6 separate regions of the Homo sapiens genome follow, and all the other regions are linked to region 5. The links are chromatin contacts, found by Hi-C or POLR2A ChIA-PET in ENCODE. All regions are on one chromosome and are shown on one strand. Each heading gives the region's core, a stretch centred on a gene start or an enhancer-like site at or near the end of the contact. The rest is flanking DNA. Distances are from core to core; before and after follow the strand shown.

Region 1 (3,348 bases), core at 178-2,677, 710 kb before region 5:
TCTGCCTCCAGGGCTCCAGCAATTCTCGTGCCTCAGCCTCCCGAGTAGCTGGGATTACAGGCGCCTACCGCTATGCCTGGCTAATTTTTTGTATTTTTAGTAAAGACATGGTTTCACCGTGTTGCCAGGGTGGTCTTGAACTCCTGAGCTCAGGCAATCTGCCCACCTCAGCCTCCCAAAGTTCTGGGATTACAGGTGTGAGCCACCACCCCTGGCCTATCATGCAGAATTTAAGCTAGCTATTCTGAAGATAGCAATAGCCCTTTGGGGGATGTGCTGTCTTGACTGGTTTCTCTTGTCAATAGTATAAACAGAGCAGTATATAAAACTATTAACTTTTCTACATCTTTTTAATACAAGTAGTTTATAATTTCAGCTTCCTACTAGGCAATTATTCAATCCTGCAACTTTATTCCTGAATTTTGGCTATAATTATTATCACTTGAATGTAGAAATGATTCCCTCTTTAAGGACCTTAGTTTGAGTGGGGTTTGCTTTGTTTTATGAGATTAGGAAAAGAATCATGTCTGTGGCTTTTTGTTGCTTACGTGTATAATATCAAGCCTTTCTATAAGTTTGATTTATTATGATAGCATGAAATTTTTCTTCTATGAAAGTGGATGAGCTGGGCACTGTGGTTCACGCCTGTAATCCCAGCACTTTGGGAGGCCGAGGCAGGTGGATCACCTGAGGTCAGGAGTTCAAGACCAGCCTGGCCAACATGGTGAAACCCCGTCTCTACTAAAATACAAAAAAATAAAAATAAAAACATTAGGCCGGGCACAGGGGCTCATGCCTGTAATCCCAGCACTTTGGGAGGCTGAGATGGGTGGATCACCTGAGGTCGGGAGTTCGAGACCAGCCTGACCAACATGGAGAAACCCCGTCTCTACTAAAAATACAAAATTAGCCAGGCCTGGTGGTGCGTGCCTGTAATCCCAGCTATTCGGAAGGCTGAGGCAGAAGAATCGCTTGAACCCGGGAGGCGGAGGTTGCAGTGAGCCAAGATTGTGCCATTGCACTCCAGCCTGGGCCACAGAGCAAGACTCTGTCTCAAAAAAAAGAAGGTGGATGGCCAGGAGCTGTGTGATTCTTTGCCTTAGATTAGGTTTTTCCCCTTGGAAATGCTGTGTCTTAAAACTGAGATTTGTAACACAAGGCAGCATCAAACTATCTTCAATTTCCTTAGCATCTTTTAATGTTCTTACTGCCCAATTAAATATTTGGTTTTTAAAATGGTAGTGAGTTATAGTTTTTTGAAATAATGTGTTTGTATTATTTTATAATAAACATGTAAATCTGGTGATAGGATTCAGAGCTACAAGGGACATGAGAAATTATGTAATCTATTGCCCCTGTGTTATAAAAGTAGGAAGTGAGGCTCATGGAAGGACTAGTAACCACCTAGACCTCACATCTCCTCACTTCCTATCTGGGGCTTTTTGTTCTATGTCTGAGGAAGTGGTTCTTACCTAAAGAGCAAGGTTTGTGGAAATAGTTGTTCACATTGAGCTGTGAAAGGCAAAAGAACCACAGCCTAGGCCTACTTACTAGATGTCACTGTTACAGGGGTGATTGTCAGATTGGTTAAAGCAGAAATCTTTGAAAATGATGCAATCATTATACATTTTATTTTAGCATAAAACACATAAATGTCTATTCACGTGTACCTCCCTCCTGTCCATGGTTCACCGCTGTCTCAGCCGTACCTCATTCTGCAGCAGCGTTTCACTAGCTCACTCATCCCCAGTGGTGGGTCTCTTTTCACATGGATACATCACCTGGTTCCATTTTCCATTCAGTTTAGAACTGGAGTAACTTGTAGCATAAACCTGCAGAGGAGGGAACAGAACTCACCACTGGGAAGCATCCTCCTCAGCTGGCATCAGCCGGGAAGTAGGGGGGCTTTCCAGAGAGGAGCCACCTCACCACTGAAGCCAGCAGATACCTCAGGTGGAGCTTAGTGCCTGCTGTGTGGATAAGGGGACCATTTGCATTGGTTTCCCTTTGGAAATGATGAGTGATTATCTTTCCTTCTACTTCAAGCCAGATCTCCAATAATATGCTGCTATAGAAAAGATACAGATCATTAATTGGTTAACTAGACAATAATCATTAGTTTACCCATCTTATTTTTATGCCTTTGATTTTCCTTTCCAGTAACATAATCTTTTTTTGTTTCTGTCTTTGTCGTTTAAATTCACCCGTAGAACTTGTACAAAGTACTCTTTAGAAGTAGCTGCTCAAAATTTTTGCTTTAAAAAGAAAACACCCAAATATCACCTTAAATTTCAAACCTTTACTGCTCACTGTAGTAACTGCTCTCTAGTCCTTAAATTTGATTATAATATTCTTGATAACAATAGAAAGCTAACTTTAACAAAAAGGAAAATTTGAAAATTCTTACAGATCTCCTCTGGTGAGATTTGAAAGGTAAGTGAGGTTTCAAATGTATTAATTTTCTGTTGCTGAGTAACACATTACCCCCAAATTCAGCAGTTTAAAACTATTCTTCCTGAGTATCTCACAATTTCTGTAGCCAAGAGTCCAATAACTGGGTCCTCTACTCAGGATCTCGTGAAGTTGAGATAAGGTATTGTCAGGGCTGTGGTCTCATCTGAGGTTTAGGGTTCTCTTCCAAGCTCACCCGTTGGCAGAATTTACTTCCCTGTGGCTGGAGTTCTAAGGTTCCCACCATCATGCCGCATGCTAACCCAGCACCCTTCTCAGTTTCTGGAGGTGACCTGCAGTTCCGTGCCTGTCTCCACAACATGGCAGCAGGCAGGAGATTTGCATTCAATCTCTCCCACCTCTTTTAAGGGATCACCTCTTTAGGTCAGACCCACCCAGGAATATCTCCTTTTATTAACACCAAAGTCAACTGATTAGGGACCTTAATTACATCTGCAAAATCCCTTCTACCCTATAAAGTGACATAATTGCAGAAGTGTTACCTGTCATCTCCACACCGCCCCCACCTCATACTTAGGGTCAGGCATTATGTAGGGTCTGTATACCAGGGGCTGGGAGTTTTAGGAACCATCTTAAAAATCTGCCTCCCACAGCTACTGATTTCACATTTGCCCTCAGATTTTAGAGATACAAAGGTCTTTTTTTTACATGTACTCAAAATGTCCTTAACTTGAATTTTTCTAAAATGCAGCTTTGGAAAAATGAGAGTGGGATATTATGGAACATATTTGACTGACAACATTGAAAAGAAATGATAAGCATCTTTAACAGAGCTATCCATCATAGCAGCAGTTTTATTGTTAGCTTCTGAACCTTTGCCATAGAGTGAGATAAGTAATTTCTTACTACAGGCTCTTACTGTGCAGTTGATGCACT
Region 2 (3,477 bases), core at 141-2,640, 560 kb before region 5:
TGGTATGACATAAAGAATATGCTATGCTGTGATACATAGAACTGATATCATCCAATGCACTGGTAGACTTGGGCCAAGAACCATGTCAATCGAATGCTGATGTTGCTTGTTTATCCTCTGTGGGATGTTCTGAATACTAATCAGAGGTCTGGACTATCTGGAAGTACACACAGGGTTTCTGCATTATTTTTGAAGTACTTTTAACACAGGAAGGAAGATAATAGATCTGAGTTATATTAGGAAAAATTACTCAAAAAATATCAAGAACAAATTGACTTAAAATCTTTTTCAGTGATTAGAAAATTAAAGATATTAATAATTTGAAAGACATCAATCACTGGACATTAAGGAGATGTAGATTGAGAGACCAGGGCAGGAGAATCACTTGAACTCAGGAATTCGAGACCACCCTTGGACAACCTAGCAAAACCTCGTCTCTACTAAAAAGAAAAAAAATTAGCCAAAAGTGAGATTCATTTCTGTAGTCCCAGCTATTCAGGAGGCTGAGGTAGGAGGATCACTTGAGCCCAGGAGATCAAGGCTTCAGCAGTGACTGTGCCACTGTATACACACACACACACACACATATTCCTTTATATATATCTATCCATTTATATATAATGCATGTGTATCTATATCCCTTTATATATATATATAGATAGATATAAATATAGATATATAGATATATATAGAATATGTGTGTGTGTGTATTTATATGGGGTTGCAGAGGGAGAGAAGGAGACACAGACACTGAGCACCATTTTATATATAGAAATATATACACACACACACACGTGTATTGTGTGTTTATGTGTGTATATGTATGTTTAAATAAATACATCTAAATTTTCTAAAAATCTCCCAGTGCGGGTTATATAGCATTTGTCTTCAACCTAGGGAAATTTACATGTTTATTTTTAAAAGTAATTTTGATTTTTTTATTGTAAAAACAGTATGTAGCTATCTTAGAAAATTTTAAAACAGATAAAATAAAAGTGGAAAAGCCACGGTGTCTCCCCCTCATGCAATGATTCTTGGTGCCTGGAGAATGCCCCCAGCCTCCAGGCAGCTCCAGGGATCTGGCCGAGCTGGGTCTCATGGCAAATCTTCCAAACTTTCTACCTGATCATTTTGTTTCCTTCAGTAGCAGGAATAGGGAAAACAACAAATTACTTCCCATTCTGTGGCTCCAGCCATACTCCTGAGAAATCTGAGCCATCAAAGTGCTAATATTTATCACAGCATGTTCTGAGGGCAGGAGCACAGGACTAGAGGAAAGCAGCCTGGGAAGCCAAGGCCGTGTGTCTGAGGAGGCTGTCTTGGAGTTAAATTTTGCTTCCATGTTCTGCATACTTGGCGGCCTTCCAGGACGCCACCTTGAGACACTCGTGAGTGGTGAAGCCAAAAGAAGACAAATACCACTTTTGGGTTTGACTCATTTATTAAAAGCTCTGATACCACATTGCAGACTCTGTAGGGTGGCTGAAAGAAATAACCCGGCCATGAGAAAGGACCATCTGTGCTCAACCACTCCACCTCCAGAAGCACTTTCGGCCCCTGCGTGACCAACAAAGCGAGATCTGAAACCACAAAAGTTTCTCGTTACAGCTATGGCCTCCATTTAAAATCGGAAATGATCACGCTTAACTGTCCTTGAGAGCATTTGTTTAAAGTCAATATTTAACTTAACACTCCACTTATTTTTTCTTACTCTTTCGTTAACTTTCGTTCTTTCATGCATAGAGTCAACATTCATGATATCCTTGTTCTTCCCCATCTTCAGTTACTCCTGAGGCGTGGCGTGTGATGATGTCCCTTAAATCAGGTCTTTTGGCTGAGAGTACGTGGGCTTTGGACACTATTAATATTCTTCTGTATGATGACAGCACTGTTGCTACTTTCAATCTCTCCCAGGTAAGCCAGCATAGTCCAACTAACAACCAAATTAGGATAGGAGAGCATCAGGCCATGCACATTTGTGCTTGAACTAATGCCTGAGTTGATGAGCACTGACCGTCCAACACTGTTAATCACTGCAGTTGTTATCAACCAGCCTTAATCAATGTAGAGTTATCTGGGATAATATTCACTGTAGTCTTTAGTGTGTGTACACACACATACCTCTATTTCTTATGAGAGAACAGTGACTGTGTGTGTATGTGTATATGGGATAGATGACAGTAGTAACATTAAATTGTTCAGAATGAATATTAGCTGGCCAATGGGAAGAAATCAAAATGTAACATTAAGTTGTGACTGGAGTCAGCATTGGAAACACAGTTGGTTGCAATGGGACATAACCCTGCTTTCCAGGAGGACTTGACATCTTCTTTTCATTAAAAAGATATTCAAGATTTAGAAATTTTATATTCTATACATTTATAGAATGTATAAATATATATAGAAGGAGAGAGAGCAGTTTAATGAACCCCCATGTACCTGTCAGTCAGCTAAAATAGTTATGAACTCATGGCTAAACTTACTTCTTAGTCTATGCTCTCTCATTTCTGCCTCTCTCCAGGTTATTTTGAAGCAGTCATGTAAAAGCCTACTACTTTTAATGAGCTTAAACCCCTCCTTTGTTCAGAGGTAGGCTTCAGGTAGCTTCCAGCATAATAGCTAGAAGAGAGGAGCACTGAAGTTTGGGGAAAATGCCCGAGTCCACTGGGCTATAGACTTTTAAAGAAATATTTAGAAATAAAAAATGGAAAAAGGTCATTTTCCCTATAGTATACAAACAACTCTCTACTTTGAGTGCAAAAACTAAAACACTTAATTTCCTTGCTTCTAAGGAAATAAGACCAGAATCTTCTACTTCTTTCTTCTCTCATTTAAGCCCTCATTATCAGCCTAGAAAGGCAATTTTTCAATTGCTAGAAAGTTTATTAATAAGGTCATAAACATTGTACGAGTTCTGTGTTAACAGAAAATAAGTATTTAAAAACTGTATACTGCATTTGCTAGAGTAATGCGCTTTCATCCTTATGTTAGGTGAACTGTTGTTGATCACATATTTGCATAACCAGAATTGCTTTATTAACTTTCCCTTTTCCCCTGGAAAAAAAAGGGAAAATGCCCTTGGAACATTGTGCCTTCAGCACACTAAAAGCAGTTCTTTCTAGTTGGTGCTGGGGGCTTCCCCTGACTTCTTAAAAATTGTTCCAACTCTACTTTCAAGAAACTGACAGTAGGATATGAAGGTATAGCTGATTTCCAGAACATCTACCGGGAAAGAATCCTTGTTAGAATCCTTGTTACTTACTCTTTAGAGTTCCTAAACATGGTGGGGGGTGTTGGGAGAGAGGGCAGTTGCTAATCGTGAAGTGTATTGGTTTTTTCTTGGTACAGTTGCTTAAAGGAAACCAAACTTGTTCTTGTAGTCAGTGGTTCTCTCATAGTGGTTTTTGCCTTTCAGCTAGAGTCATAAATAACTGAAATGTAAAATTGCATTTTATGAAACATTTTAATTTATTTATC
Region 3 (3,597 bases), core at 965-3,464, 710 kb after region 5:
GGCGAATCCTATAGCAAAAATAGACTTGCATTCTTTCACTTAGGATTAACTCTGCCTGTTCTGCTGAAGTTGCCCCTGTTGTGCTTTTCCCATTTTTTCTTGTAAGTAGATGAGAAAGTCCTTCATGGGTCTTGTCTGCTTACAAAATACAAGGATGGTTGTGTTCTTTTAAAACTAAAATTTGGTTGACCGAACGCTGAACTAGCTTTTATTACTACAATTTAGTTGGTGGCCAAATCATTATAACTTTGTATTCAAAATTGTCTGTGGCTCCAACCAACGTAGTTTGACGGTGACCGATCACCAACTTGGTCTGTTTTTGTTTGTTTGTTTTTAGACAGAGTTTTGCTCTCGTTGCTTAGGCTGGTGTGCAATGGCGCGATCTCAGCTCACTGCAACCTCTGCCTCCCGGGTTCAAGTGATTCTCCTGCCTCAGCCTCCCGAGTAGCTGGGACTACAGGCATGTGCCACCACGCCCGGCTAATTTTCTTGTATTTTTAGTAGAGACAGCGTTTCACCATGTTGGTCAGGCTGGTCTCAAACTCCTGACCTCACTGATTCTCCTGCTTCAGCCTCCCAAAGTGCTGGGATTACAGGAGTGAGCCATAACATGCCTGGCCTTTTAAAAATTTGTTATAAACAGAGTCTCACTGTCTCCCAGGCTGGAGTGCAGTGGCATGATCATAGCTCACTGTAGCCTCAACCTCCTGGGCTCAAACGATCCTCCTGCCTCAGCCTCCCAAGTAGCTAGGACTACAGGTGTGCACCACCACACCCAGCTAATTTTGAAAATTTGTTTTGTAGAGACAGGGTCTTGCTATGTTGCCCAAGCTGGTCTTGAATTCCTTGCCTCAAGCAATCTTCCTGCCTCAGCCTCCCAAAGTGCTGGGATTATAGGCATGAGCCATTGCACCTTGCCCTTCTTCTGTTTTAAAGTGAACTATTTTGCACATGTTTGTACAGACATAAAACATTTCATCCTACTAGGTGCATTTTCTTCAAGACAGATCCCCCATCCTTCTTAGGGAGAGCTACAGAAAGAACAAACAAAGGGTGGAGAGGGAGGCTGGAGAGCCTCCGACTGTCCCAGGAATCTGCCTCCTCGGTGGCCGGGTAGCCAGTCCTCAGCCCAAGGCCTCCCTCAGTCATCCAGAAACCCTGTGCTGGCACTGCCTGGTTTTCCCTGTCCAGGACCAGTATAGTTGGTTTTTGTTCCTCCTACATTTTCAGAAGACTCTATCCAACTCACTGCTATATACAAAAATAGTAATATAGTGAGGAAGCTTTCAATTCCAATTAAATAGATTTCTCCTCTCAGCCAGGCCTCTGCTCAAACCACCTCCAGGGCAGCCTCCCTGCTCCCTCTCTTCAAAAAGACCCCCTTGCTGTTGCTCTGGCTCTCGCTCAACACTGTTTTTTACTTCACGGAATTTCACTACCTCACGTTATCAGGTAGTTCCTGTCACAGATACTGAGATACAGGTTGAGTACTCCTTATCTGAAATGCTTAGGACCAGAATTGTTGTGGATTTCAGATTTCTTTTTAATTTCAGAATATTTGCATTGTATCAGGTGAGCATCCCAAATCTGAAAATTCGAAATACTCCAATGAATATTTCCTTTGAGCATCTTGTTGGCACTCCAAAAGTCAGATTTTGGAGCATTTTGGGTTTCAGATTTTCAGATTAAGGATACTTCACCTGTATTTATTCTCTCCCTGCCACGCCAGGATGTAAGCTCTACAAGGGCAGAGAATGTATTTGATTCATTGTCAGTCCCCTTATAACTAGCATGGATCTGTCCATTTGTATACATTTAGCAAATATTTATCTAATGACTAACAGCTCAGTAGATAAAAAAATGATTGGCTGGACGCATGGCATGTCTTGTGTACTAGCAGGAGGAGAGGTGGCAGAGTAAGGAACGGGCACCAGGCCTTGATTGCCACACTCCCTGGTGGGAGGTGAGGCAGGGCTGGCCCGCATCTTTTCCTTTCCGGGGCTCAGCCTCAGCATTGAGGGGGAGAAGCCAGAGGAGAAGCCTGCCCCTCCATGGGCCACTCGCCTCCAGCACTGTGGCCTAGAGTTTGTCCTTTCCAGCTGAGCAGTGGTTCTCCCTGTTCCACCAGACCCACACTCCCTGAAATGCAGCTCAGTTTCTTGCACTTTTGCCTCAGATTTAGACGTGTAAAATATGTGAACCTCCCTATGCAAATTAAGATTTGAATGTCATCTGCTTCACAGTTCTAGCCATCAGTTCTAAAAATAGTCGTTTTATGGGATTTGAGAAAGAGATTAAGACCGCAAACTTACAATTGAGTTTTTCCCTAGCAGACAGCAGCTGTTCAAACACAACGTGAATCTGGGAGCTTTGAAGAGCTGTGCTGTTCTGCTGCGGCTCAGCCTAGTAGGCGGAGGTTCTTAGGGAGGAGGTACCTTCAGCATGGGTGAGGTCTGTGGGCCTGCAGACAGTGTGTTCATGTTCTGCCATCACCCATGAACCTAGAGGACAGAGTGATGGAAATTGATGACTGTGAGGTGGCAAAATCAGGACTAGCGTTAGTGAACGCCCCGCCCCGTGTCTGTGGCCACATGCAGTTAGCGCCATTTGACTCTTGTTCTTGCCAAAACTACAGAACATTTGTAGCGAGGGCTTTATAGGCTGGAATACCAGTAAACAGCCAGGGAAAAATTAACACCAGCAGAAATGTGACTTTTAAAAAGTAAGATGACCTGTTAGGGACTTTCTGTGGACTTACAGGGGTCCTGAGAAGTCATACCCTGCTGCCTCACTTCTGACCAAACAGTCATCACAGTCATTCATTTCCCCAGGTCAGTGATGACTCAGAATCTTCAGACAAGAGGGGCAGTTCTTGTTATCTGTCACTCCTTCCCCGTTTTTCTAGCACAGCCTTAAAATTATTATGGCAAAGGTACCAGCGTTTATTTTGCTGCTTTATCATCTTACATGGACTATATGCTACACAAACTAAATTAAATTAAATCAATGTGTCCGTGCCCTGCCCTCTCCCAGAGTAAGTTTTCACTTACTTGGGCAAGTAAATGAGTGCTGCACCCTAATTAATTTAATGTAAATTCCTGTGTTGGTGTTCTTGTCCCATTCTTAGAAGAGGGGATTTCCTGGTAACGTTGCCCTAGATAATAATTATTCCTTTGAGACCCTGCAGACCTCACTTCTCCAGGCTAAATAATTTCAGCCCTTTTTCTCCCAGGTTCTAATGTTCCATCCTTTAATCTTTCGCGTCTTCTCACTCCTGCTTGGCTGAGAATTCCAAGTCGTCCGAGCGAATGCGCTACCTGGTTTGGAGTCACACCATCCTCCCTCGCCTTCGAGATGTGCCAGCGACTGTGTTCCGTGTTCATCCAACCATGCTACCTGCCTAATTACCTGTGGGCTCTCTTCTGCTGTGATGAACCCCGCAGATCATTTATTTATATGCTGTGTAAACAGCCTGTTTCTCTTCCTATTTGCCTTTTCTATAGACATGTTTGGTTTGTTTCTGAGTAAAGCAGCTTTGACCAAATGGACTAAGGGGCCATCTGGGGCTCACGATTTTGTATGTGATGGACAAATGGT
Region 4 (3,215 bases), core at 331-2,830, 800 kb after region 5:
AGTGGAACTGAGGCGCAGAGACAGCTTAACTGGTTACAGGTTTATGTTCTAGCTTATTTGAATCAGCTAACCACCTGCCAATGACAGAAGCTCACTGGCTGTGATTGGCTGAGACTCAGCTGTTTGTTACAAAAGCATCCTCCTCAATTAGGGTGTCTTCTCTTTTATGTTAACTATGCCAGGCTGCAGCTCCTTATGTAAGGACTCAAGTAGGGAGGCATCCTCAGGCCTAAACATTTAACAGAAGGTGTTGCATGAAAACGCATGTTTGGGCTGGTTGCGGTGGCTCACGTCTGTAATTTAACAGGCTCCGGGGTTGGGGACCCCTGCTCTAGCTCATAGAACTCCCTCCGACTCACCCCTTCCCGCGCCCCACGTCCCTGTGAACAGTCTGTCCCTGCAGGTACCCAGTTTCTGTTCTCCGGTCTTGTTGCTATGAAGAACCCTTTCCCTCTGCTTATGTATGAAAAGAACTTAAGAAATAATCTTTTGTTATTCCTTGAAGAGTTGCGGTTTAGGATTCAGAGCACTAATGAGATTTTGTGTAACTATTCCTTGGTGTCCTGGCTTAGGGTGTGCTTTGCTTGGTATCTCCCCCTTTTAACCCCCCTCTTCCTAATATCCACCTCACCCTCCAGATTCAGCCCAAACTCTGCATTCTGTCCCCTACCTTCTCCACTCCCCCAAGGCGAGTTAGGCACCCTTCCTCACTGTAGCACCCTGAGCTAAGGCTACCTAACTTACTGTTGGTAATTTTCTTTGCCTGTAATTTCACTGAGGGCAGGAACTGTTCCTTATTCATGTCCACACTTTTCTGCCAATAGTAAGCCTGTTTACAGTTTAGTGAATGAATGAGGATACATTGCAAAGGAAGCTTGGAAGTCCTTTATTTAACTCATGCAGACCGACTTTAAACCCACAGCACACGGGAACACGGGACATTTTGAGTAATGCTCCAAAGAGAATCTCAGAAATAGCCAAACCTTGGTTCTCATCCATTCTTGATTACAGAAATGGGGAACACTGAGCCAAGATGCGAAATCAGGAAAGTGCTTTTGGTCCACTGGTCTAGCTGCAGTCTAGAAGCGGCTTGCGGGAGAAGCTACCAGAAAGAGCCCGGAAGGTTCCTGTCATCATTCGGGGTGGCAGAAGTTTGTCCTGGCTTTTAACCTTTTTTGGGGTCACAAGACCCTTAGGGAATGAATATACAGCTATAGCTCCTCTCCCTAGAAAAATGCAGACACCCATAGTGTTTTCCAGACAACTGCAGGGCATTCGTGGACTCCCGAGGCCCATCCTTACGCCCCGACACTCGGGAAGTAGGAGTGAATGAATGCGCTGTTTACCTGCCCTAGGGACAAGAGGTAAACTAAGTCATTCATTCACTCATTCCTTCTGTCTTGAGCCCCAGCTCAGGGCTAGCCTGGGTGCTCCCGGCCGTGGGGCTCCGCCCCGGCACGGGGCCACGAAGGAGGGCCACCCCCCTCGCCGCGCGCCCGCGGCCCCGCTTCCACCGCGCCGCGCCCTCTTCCGCCGTGAGAGTCGCTTCCGCGCACGTGATCTCGGCGTCGCGCTCTGATGAGTTTTCCGCGGCCGGCCGCTGCTCAGCCGCTGTCGCTCCGGCTCCGGCTGCGGCTGCCGCTGCCGAGGCTGCTGCGCGGCGCCTGGCGGGCTCGGGACGCGCGGGCCGGGGCCGAGGGCTCTGGGCGCCGAGATGGAGCCGTGAGTCCCCGGCCGAGCGGGCGGGCTGGCTGGCTCTCCGGACACTCCGGCCGAAAGTTGGGGATCCCTGGCTCCCGGCGCCGTGCCGCAGGGTCCCTGGCGCCCACGTGGAACTGGGGGCAGGGAAAAGGGCGCTGAAGGGGGCTTCGCGGGCGGGTCAGGCGGAGGTGTTTGCGCGGGGCGAGAGTAGACCGGGGCCGGGGCTCCCTCCTGCCTGCCCGCCCGGCCGCGGTTAGAGACCGGGATGCGGTCGGGGTTCCGGGACGGGGCTGCGAGCCACAGCGCTCACCGGGGGGCCGAGAGAACCGGGGGCGCTGCGGCCCTTCCCCGGCGTAGGGTGGCCGCCCGCACGGAGTCCCGCCGCCTCCCGGGCAGCCTCTCCTGCCGGAAAGGCCCCGCCCCGTCGTCCCCTCGGTATCGAGAGCGCCCCGCGCTGCCCTGCGGTCTCGCCCAGCGCCGGGTGCGAGGCTCTCAGAGGCGATTGGTGACGTGGGCACCGGGGAGCCTGCCGCAACAGCCCCTTTGGACTCGGGGTGTCGAGTTATATGAGTTTTATGCGTTTTACGATCTGCTGACTTTGGGCTTTTTTTTTTTTCTTTACCTCTTTGAAGTCCAGGGTTTTTAATGAGGAAAAACCTGTTTGGGGTCTCGTGGACGCCATCCCTAAAGCTTGCTTTTGACCCAGCAGTCGCCTAGGTGTCCCCCTGGGCGCATCTGGAAAAGAAGGAGACGGAGTTAACCAGAGGGTTAGCGCCGCGTGGAGTTGCAGAAAGTCCGGGAGAAGGAGTGGCCCATATGTGCAGCCGCGCCTGGCGCAGGAGGCTTCCAGGGCCGGCTCCCTGCACTGAAGGCAGCCTCCGAGGGGCCTGGGCGCGCTTCTTGGCTTATATGCGGTTTTTGAGGCAGAAGGGTTTTGCTTTGGATCTTTGCTGATTTCTCTGGCTGTGGACGTGGTCAGAGAAGTGACACCCAGGCCTGTTGCCTCAGCGCAAGTGCCTGTGACAGAGAGATCTGTTTTTCCTTCTGCTTCCTTAGAAGTTTCTGACTTTGGTATGTTGCTTTAGCACCTCTTGGGAAACTGGAATGGCATCAAATATCAGACCTATGTGGATGTTTTAAAGATTTTAAAAGCCAAGTGGAGGTAGGTTAGCAGTATTGCCTCTGCACAACTCCAGAGGGCAAGATTCTTGTGCGGCCTATGTAAATAATACTGCTTGGAACGGTGTCTTGTGGAACTGTGGCCTTGTAGCAGAGTGACAGCTGCGTGTTACAGGAGTTCTCTCACGCGCTGCCCCTTGGAGCTGCATAGGTGGGCTGGGTGTGCTTTTTCAGTAGGAGAGAGGCCGGGGACGTGAGGTGGTGAGGGCCTTGGCCAGGACAGGGATCTGGGTCTTCTGCCAGGGTCCTGCGCTGTTACAGGACAGGGAACTAGACCAAAGAAAGCAGTTGACCAAGGAAAGGTCCCGAGGAGGACAAGCAAAACGCAGCTTGAA
Region 5 (3,317 bases), core at 701-3,200:
AAACAAAAAGAAGTTTAGTATCATGTATATTTAATATGCACATGGAACAAACAGAAGTTTAGTATCATGTGTATTTAATATGCACATGGAAGATACCAGGGAGAGATGCCTTTGAATTCCAGCTTAGACAGTATCTTCAACAAAGAACAGCTAATATTTAGAGAAGTGACAAGGAAAAGGAAAAGGAAAAGGACTCTGAAGAGTGTCCCGGAGCCCGCTGTGGCTAGGGAGGATGCAGTGGGGGTTGGGGGAAGTATTTTTTAAAATATTTTAAAAATAAAAGCAGAAAAGGATTTCGAGTCTCTAGGGGGCAGCAACTTGGGGAGAAGCAAACAACTGGCAGAGGAAGGCTGCTCGGTGAGGCTTGCCCATGTGGGTTCCTCCAGTACCATCTCCAGGCTGACAGGGTTTGAAATTGTCTTCCGTGGTTAACCTTTGTTCTCCCTGGTGGAAGGGGGACAGGACACCTTTTGTCTTTGTGCCCCGCTTTAGGCAAATAGAGCGAGGGCAGAGAGCTCTCCTGCATCTGCTTTTTAATGGCCTTCAGCTCAACAATCCTTATGCATATTTGGGGGTTGCATATTCTCCTCTTCCAAGCTACACAGATTATACGTCTCAATGTAAAACACGATCTTTTTCTTCATTACCTAGAAAGTGAGGGAAGTCACGCCCAGAGGGTGCTGATGTAGGCCTGGTGATGAGGGTATAGGTGGCCACCGTCCCAGGTGGGCTCCACCTCTGCCCTCTGTGATGTGGAGTAGGGGCTGGGGCTCCTTGGGTACAAGGCAGGGAAAAGGGGAGGGCGGCGGGGTTGAGGAAGCTGCTCCGGGCTTCCAGGCCAGACCATCCCAGAATGAAAGGAGTTTTCCCCATGGATCTCCAGGCCTTCTCCATGGAATTTAGACAGCTGAAGGCAGACACAGGTCCCTGCGGGGAAGTACCTGCTCCCTCTTCTAACAAGTGCAAAGCAAGCAGGGCAAGGCTCCGAAGGGAACAGCTGGAGCAGGCCCAACCCCAGGTGGCCCTGGGGTTCCGTGGTTGACCCGGAAGCAAGTCAGGCAGGGAGCCAGGAATGTGGTGACTCACATTAGCTATGTGGAGAGAGACCAGGGAGTGTCCCTTCCAGGTGGAACCCCTCCTCCTCCATGAGTCACCCGGCTCCATACACCTGCCTGATTCCAGCAGCCCAACACACCTGTGCCAACTAGCAGCTTATGTTTCTCATGTGCTTGCCTGTCTGTCCTATTGACGATTCCTCAAAACACCAAGGGGAGGTAGCATGAAATGTTATCCTGGAAAACCTTTGTGAGTTAGAAAACGTGGCCAAGTGCCCCCAGTTGATGACTGGCAAATCTAGAATCAGCCTCATGACGTTTCCAGTGTGTTACACAAACCATCCAGCCTTGCTGCTTCTCCAAATACTGTATCTATGAAGTATGCCAGACTCTCAGCAGAGAGGATTTCTACGGCAGTGGAAGAGAGCAAAGCAGGTGTCAAGGTTCATTAATCTCATCTTGGTCCCTTTCTGAAAACTGACACACTATATCCAGGTTGCTTTTTAAAGCTCTGTGTACGTATCATGCAAATGTATACTTGCTTTGTGTATGCATGTTTAGGACTATTTCTGATCCAGATGCTGTACTAAATTAAGCTAGTTTTAATGATGTTATTCTGGAGCTAACATAGTCTTCCGTGGTATTTCCCATGGCTGTGCTCTGTCTAGTATATTTCCAAGTCATTACCCGGCTCATGGTCATTGGCGTTCACATTGAAGTGGCCACAGATAGAGAATCACACAAGCTTCACATTGAATTCAGTCCATTAAGGCCTTTTCCTTGGTAAAACTGAGGGGGAAATATAAATTGAAGCAGCAGTAACCAGCAAATAGACCTTCTCCCAATCTACCCGAAACTGGCTCTCTGCCCTCAACCATGTTCAAAAGCCTTTGCTATAAATGTACAGAGGAAGTAAACTTTAACCACACTGGGGCTCTAAAAAATGACTCTGGTTTCTGTATGTGACTTTCATAAATCAGTTTAATTACGTCACATTTCCACCTCAATTGTATGATAACAAGGTCTGAATTGCCCAGTAGAAGGCAGAAAGAAAAAAAATCCGGATGTTTTTGTCATATGGAACCTTCCTACACAGTCTGTTTTTCCCCTGGAGCTGACGATGAATCACTTCTCAACACTGGCGGGGGCCATCACGTGGCCGGCATGGAGCTCGCCTGGAGGAGCGAGGTTGAGGCAAGCTCTGTGCAGGAATGTGGCTGCAGTGATGTGGCCTGACACTTCCTTAGGGAGTCCAAATGTGACTAAGGCTCTTTCTCAGTACTGTATGGAATGAATAACCACATGTGAGAAGATGTACAGCTCCTGCCTTGCATCACTGAGCTGGAAAATTTGCTGGTAGCACGTAACATCTCTTGCAAAGTATAATTACAGATCCCTGTGCTCTGAGGGTTTGCACGGAAATAATTCAACCTAAAATAGTAACAAAGGCTGAGTATAAACCTGTGATGTATTATTTTGGTGCAAAAGTAACTGCGGTTTTTACCATTACTTTTAATGGCAAAGATTGCAATTACTTTTGTGCCAACCTAATAGATTATCTAAAAAGGAACAGGAAGAACACCAAGAGTTAACAAGCCTATTAGGGTTAGAAAGAGACTCCTCTTGCTTAGACAATGGGCGTTACCCTCAGGGACACCGAGCCCTTCCACTCGGATCTGATCTCCTCCACAAAGAGTTAGATGGGAGATATTTATGGGCAAGTATTTGGGCATGGATATTCCCGCTCCCACCACATTGCAGAGGTGCATGGAGGCACACAGCTATGACTGTGGGGGCTTCGGGTGTTCATTTTGAAATATATTTGTTTTTTTTTGTTTGTTTGTTTGTTTTCTGAGACGGAGTCTCGCTCTGTCGCCCAGGCTGGAGTGCAGTGGCGCGATCTCGGCTCACTGCAAGCTCCGCCTCCCAGGTTCACGCCATTCTCCTGCCTCAGCCTCCCAAGTAGCTGGGACTACAGGCGCCCGCCACCACGCCTGGCTAATTTTTTGTATTTTTAGTAGAGACGGGGTTTCACCATGTTAGCCAGGATGGTCTCGATCTCCTGACCTCGTGATCCGCCCGCCTCGGCCTCCCAAAGTGCTGGGATTACAGGCGTAGGCCACCGCGCCCCGCCTGAAATGTATTTGTTTTGTTTTATCATTTGAGCGTAGTTTAGTAATTTTCCAGAGAGAGAGGACCTGGCATAGATTCAGCAGTGTCACCCTCAAGAGCCAAAATGTTCACATCTGCTAATGTTCCATC
Region 6 (3,565 bases), core at 660-3,159, 550 kb after region 5:
CATTCTTTTAAACAACCAGGTATCGTGAGAGTTCACTCACTGTCAGAAGACAGCACCAAGACATTCATGAGGGACTGCCCCCATGATCCAAACACCTCCCACCAGGCCCCACCTCTAACACTGGGGGTTACGTTTCAGCATGAGATTTGGAGGGGCCAAACATTCAAACCATGTCACATGGTATTCCATGAAAAAAGCAAGCAGTTCATTTTGCAACTTAAACTGTATAATACATGCTTTTTCCTGGGACTACCATGGTGCTTCAGTAGTCCACAGAAGTACTTTATGTGTACCTACTATTTTGGGACACAAGGGTATTAAAAACCATGTACTCAAGGGCTGATATTTAATAAAATTAATAATTTTTACTGCCGTATCAAAGATGTTCTTAAGTGAGGCTGGCTTTTTTTTTCTTTCTTTTTTTTAATCTATGACTACTGGTGCAGTTGGTACCTCTACCTTGATTAGTGTTAAAGAGCTTGCAGTTTGACCCACTGTTGATTTTGCACCATGGGTACAAATGTGAACACGGAAGAAGGCAAATTATGTCCTAGTATTATGATGAAAGTAGAGTCTTTTGCTGGGACTTGATGCTACAGGCCAGTAGTTCTCAAAGCCTGGTTCCCTGCCCAGCAGCATTAGCATCTCTTGGGAGCTTATTAGAAATGCGAACACCTGGGCCCTTCCCTTCCCTTTCAGTGTCCAGTTCCTGTGGGATGGGGCTGGGCCGCTTCAGCTGCCCCAGGAGACTGAGAGAGTCTGCTGAATTTGAGAAAGTCCACTCTGCTTTCTGGAAGGACTGGCGGGGCGGGAGGGCAGGGAGGATGAGTAAGTTAGGGACAGAGTGTTCTCGTGTTTGTAGAGGATGTGATGCAGCCTGGACTTCAGGCAGTAGGAAGAAGATGGAATGGATTTGCTAGAGACAGATTCTCTAGAACTTTATTGCTGGTAGACCACATAAAAGCTTAGAAAACAGCTGCGCTTTGCTCCGAGACCTGCCAGCCATCAGGGACGAATGAGTTTTAAAGGCCCTTACTGCTTTGTGTCTTGAGGGAATATCTTTTATTAATCGTGAAAAAATCAATCCAGATAACTTGCCTGAGTCATTTCAGTCTCCTTTTTGAGGATGCCTGCTTAAACAGCGACCATGGTCTCTGGAGGGGTAGAGTCTCACATTCGGAGTTCAGTCTCTTAGAAAGTACAGTTCAGTGTGGAAGAATGGCAGTTATGATTTCATTCAGATGTGCCCAGCTGCTGACAAATTGAATACAACGATCAGTGGCAGGCAGAACTCTCATTTGTTGTGTGTTGTCTTGAGTCTGGTGAGGTGTATCCTTTCACTATTGGATTTTACCATTCAGTGCAGTCAGTAGCTCCATTTGATGTAAGTGTAAAGATGGGTCTCTCATTTCAGTTTCAGCAATTATTCTTAAAACCTTTATTTTCCAGTGTTTTAAAGTTTTTAAATTTTATATCTTTTTTTTTTTTTAAACAGATTTGTAAGACTCCAGGGCCTCCCAGCCGTGAATAATCTGATGGTTCCTGAAATGACTGGGGAAGCAGACGCTTCGTATGGCAGTTGAAGAGTGTGTGTCTATGTGCATTTAAAACCTTCTTTCTGTACTTACACATTCACACGGGAAGACAGGCTCATTCTTGTGCACACTTGAGAGTTTTACAACTGATGAAAATTAATTTAAGAATCAGATGGAGCAACTTGACACCAGTGGGCTCAGGAGCCCGGGGAGAAAAATACATCACTAATGGCCAGTTTTCCATATGGTCTGCACGGGTAAAGAAAGTCTGCAAAAAGAAGAAAAAAAAATTTGCGCAGATTAAACCACAAAAATATTCTCCAGTTTAAAGAAGGAACTAAGTGAGAAGGTGACTGAGAAAGAAGTGTGATTTCAAACATTGCAGCGGCTCACACAGTGTTTGTTGCACTTTATTTTTCAGTGGGTTTGGTGATTTGGACGGATTAAAATTCTAGACTGAAAAGTAACTCCTACTGTGGTTATGGCTAGAGGAAAGCAAGTTCAAGTATGATGGGACAAGTTTGAATAATGAACTGATTCCTTTGCCTATCTTAATTAACTGTATTTGAGAAATTTTAATTTATTATTCCCCCCCTTTTTTCCTGCATCTATAGGATAATATTGTAAAATAGCAATTGAAACCAATAATTATTAAATAAATATCAAGGAAAATCCAAGCAAAGCTTTCTTTTTGTTGGACTAGTGGTGTGGTGTTTGGAGACAGTCTCTGAATGTGAACAGGAAAGCACCCATCAGCAAAACACTATCACTCTCTAGGGAGACAGCTGGGGGAATCTGACTCTGGCTTCTGCTTTTGTTTTAAGGGATTAACTTCCCTGTCAAGTCCAAGAAGACTTGCGTATGAGAAGATTACCTGATGGACTTAATTCTAAGATTAGCTTTTTTCATCAAGATGGAAAAAGATCTTTAGGAGCAGAAAAGGGGAGTGCTAACTGGGGGAGCGAGAAGGGAGACGAGCAAAAGAAACAAAATCTTGCCACGTGGCTCTGTTTTGTCAGCAAGAGGATTTAAGACTCACCCAGGGCAAACACTGGGACCACTGTAAGAGCGCTGGAACATTCTGCCTCTTGAGTGAAGGGGCCTTCTTTCTAGCCTCTATGGCACTGAGGGGTGCGCCGGCTGGTGGAGGAGCAGTCCGATGGAGCCCTGCGTTCCCCGGGGACACAGGGCCAAGCTTTGAGGTGGAAAGTTTCTGGTTCTGAAACAACAAGGAGAGAGTCTGTTTTTCTTCCTAAAATTTGGACTCTTGTCTGCACAAACTCTGGTCTGTTTTGCACGGTTTGTGTGCCTTTTTTTCCCTTTATGCAATCTTTTTCAGCTTTAGCAGCAGAAATTTGTCTAGTTCAGGAAACATGCTAGAGGGTGGCTTCAGAAGGAAGATGATCCTGTGTATTCTGTCTCTGCATCCGAACTTTTGAAGAGAAAAATTCGAGCTAGAGGGATTCTTAAAGCCTTAAGTTACTTGAAATCTATGTATTTGCAACCCTTTGTCTCTGGAATCATATTACACTAAACTGGAATCTCAGGCTGAATGAGAATAACCAAGTGGAGTAAAAAGAAGAAAACCGTTTCTTGATCACCACTTAATTAACGATGCTCTTTCTCCAAAGGATCAGCACGTTCTTCCTCTGAGAACTTGAAAATACAAATGGACCCCATGTTTTTTTAAGCATTACCTTTTCTTAGAAGACTGCCATCATCTTTTATAGAGGAATTTTTTCACTATGCATTCGGTGGATCTTTATAAAATACTGACCTTCTAATTAGATTCAGGTCAGTCTTAATTAAAGGGGGAAAAAAGCAACGCAAGCCAACCACAAAAACACATATACCAATGAAAGAAATTGGTTTAAATTTCACAGCATTAACATTACTTTTTAAGTAAAACAGTTCATTGAAGAAAGTATGTATGCAGCAGTGGAACATGGGCCTGTGCTTTGCAGCGATTCCAACATCCTGTGCCTGTCCTGGAAGGGGCGTGTCCCCAAGAGTGAGAAGGAGAAGCCTGT

Evidence for each region. A loop is a pair of places that touch in the nucleus more often than their neighbours do. ChIA-PET counts read pairs that join two places held with the same protein, here RNA polymerase II (POLR2A). Pooled maps may share reads with other maps.
Region 1: a map of naive thymus-derived CD4-positive, alpha-beta T cell shows a loop between it and region 5 (4-fold over the local background). The contact joins two enhancer-like sites. A Hi-C loop is called at or near these places in 1 of 168 maps with a recorded cell type or tissue (naive thymus-derived CD4-positive, alpha-beta T cell), 6 of 37 single-sample maps with no recorded cell type and 9 of 50 pooled maps. POLR2A ChIA-PET finds 5 or more read pairs at or near these places in 1 of 52 experiments (MCF 10A).
Region 2: a loop to region 5 is called in a map with no recorded cell type, with 14 times the contacts of the local background. The contact joins two enhancer-like sites. A Hi-C loop is called at or near these places in 3 of 37 single-sample maps with no recorded cell type and 3 of 50 pooled maps.
Region 3: a pooled map shows a loop between it and region 5 (7-fold over the local background). The contact joins two enhancer-like sites. A Hi-C loop is called at or near these places in 1 of 37 single-sample maps with no recorded cell type and 2 of 50 pooled maps. POLR2A ChIA-PET finds 5 or more read pairs at or near these places in 1 of 52 experiments (K562).
Region 4: a map of endothelial cell of umbilical vein shows a loop between it and region 5 (8-fold over the local background). The contact joins the promoter of TMEM181 here to the enhancer-like site in region 5. A Hi-C loop is called at or near these places in 1 of 168 maps with a recorded cell type or tissue (endothelial cell of umbilical vein) and 6 of 50 pooled maps. POLR2A ChIA-PET finds 5 or more read pairs at or near these places in 1 of 52 experiments (Panc1).
Region 6: a map with no recorded cell type shows a loop between it and region 5 (4-fold over the local background). The contact joins the promoter of TULP4 here to the enhancer-like site in region 5. A Hi-C loop is called at or near these places in 7 of 37 single-sample maps with no recorded cell type and 4 of 50 pooled maps.

What each region holds. Positions count from the first base shown.
Region 1 is chr6:157,053,169-157,056,516 of GRCh38, forward strand. All of the region lies in intron 4 of ARID1B (AT-rich interaction domain 1B), which reads left to right. Among named protein-coding and RNA genes, the nearest start is that of TMEM242, 270 kb to the right of the region's middle. RefSeq lists silencers at 2,373-2,573, 3,233-3,348. Within about 2 kb of position 1,428, at least 4 of the 41 ENCODE cell types and tissues checked have a DNase peak (open chromatin) inside an H3K27ac peak, as active enhancers do.
Region 2 is chr6:157,202,083-157,205,559 of GRCh38, forward strand. It overlaps ARID1B (AT-rich interaction domain 1B), which reads left to right. Exons shown (of 20, transcript NM_001374828.1): 19 at 1,784-1,914. Among named protein-coding and RNA genes, the nearest start is that of TMEM242, 120 kb to the right of the region's middle. Within about 2 kb of position 1,391, at least 2 of the 41 ENCODE cell types and tissues checked have a DNase peak (open chromatin) inside an H3K27ac peak, as active enhancers do.
Region 3 is chr6:158,473,202-158,476,798 of GRCh38, forward strand. The region is part of intron 6 of TULP4 (TUB like protein 4); the gene reads left to right. Among named protein-coding and RNA genes, the nearest start is that of TMEM181, 85 kb to the right of the region's middle. RefSeq lists enhancers at 1,559-2,131, 2,179-2,228, 2,549-2,628, 2,649-2,728. Within about 2 kb of position 2,215, at least 8 of the 41 ENCODE cell types and tissues checked have a DNase peak (open chromatin) inside an H3K27ac peak, as active enhancers do.
Region 4 is chr6:158,558,511-158,561,725 of GRCh38, forward strand. TMEM181 (transmembrane protein 181) reads left to right here and starts at 1,581. Exons shown (of 17, transcript NM_001376852.1): 1 at 1,581-1,722. The coding sequence starts at 1,715. RefSeq lists a silencer at 1,272-2,191 and enhancers at 2,611-3,112, 3,113-3,215.
Region 5 is chr6:157,762,466-157,765,782 of GRCh38, forward strand. No RefSeq gene overlaps it. Among named protein-coding and RNA genes, the nearest start is that of SNX9, 59 kb to the right of the region's middle. RefSeq lists enhancers at 1-853, 355-1,554, 1,127-1,196, 2,087-2,136 and a silencer at 1,487-1,596. Within about 2 kb of position 1,951, at least 35 of the 41 ENCODE cell types and tissues checked have a DNase peak (open chromatin) inside an H3K27ac peak, as active enhancers do; they include Panc1 and endothelial cell of umbilical vein, where a contact is called at or near this core.
Region 6 is chr6:158,310,556-158,314,120 of GRCh38, forward strand. It overlaps TULP4 (TUB like protein 4), which reads left to right and starts at 1,910. Exons shown (of 14, transcript NM_020245.5): 1 at 1,910-3,565. The coding sequence starts at 3,462. RefSeq lists an enhancer at 3,534-3,565.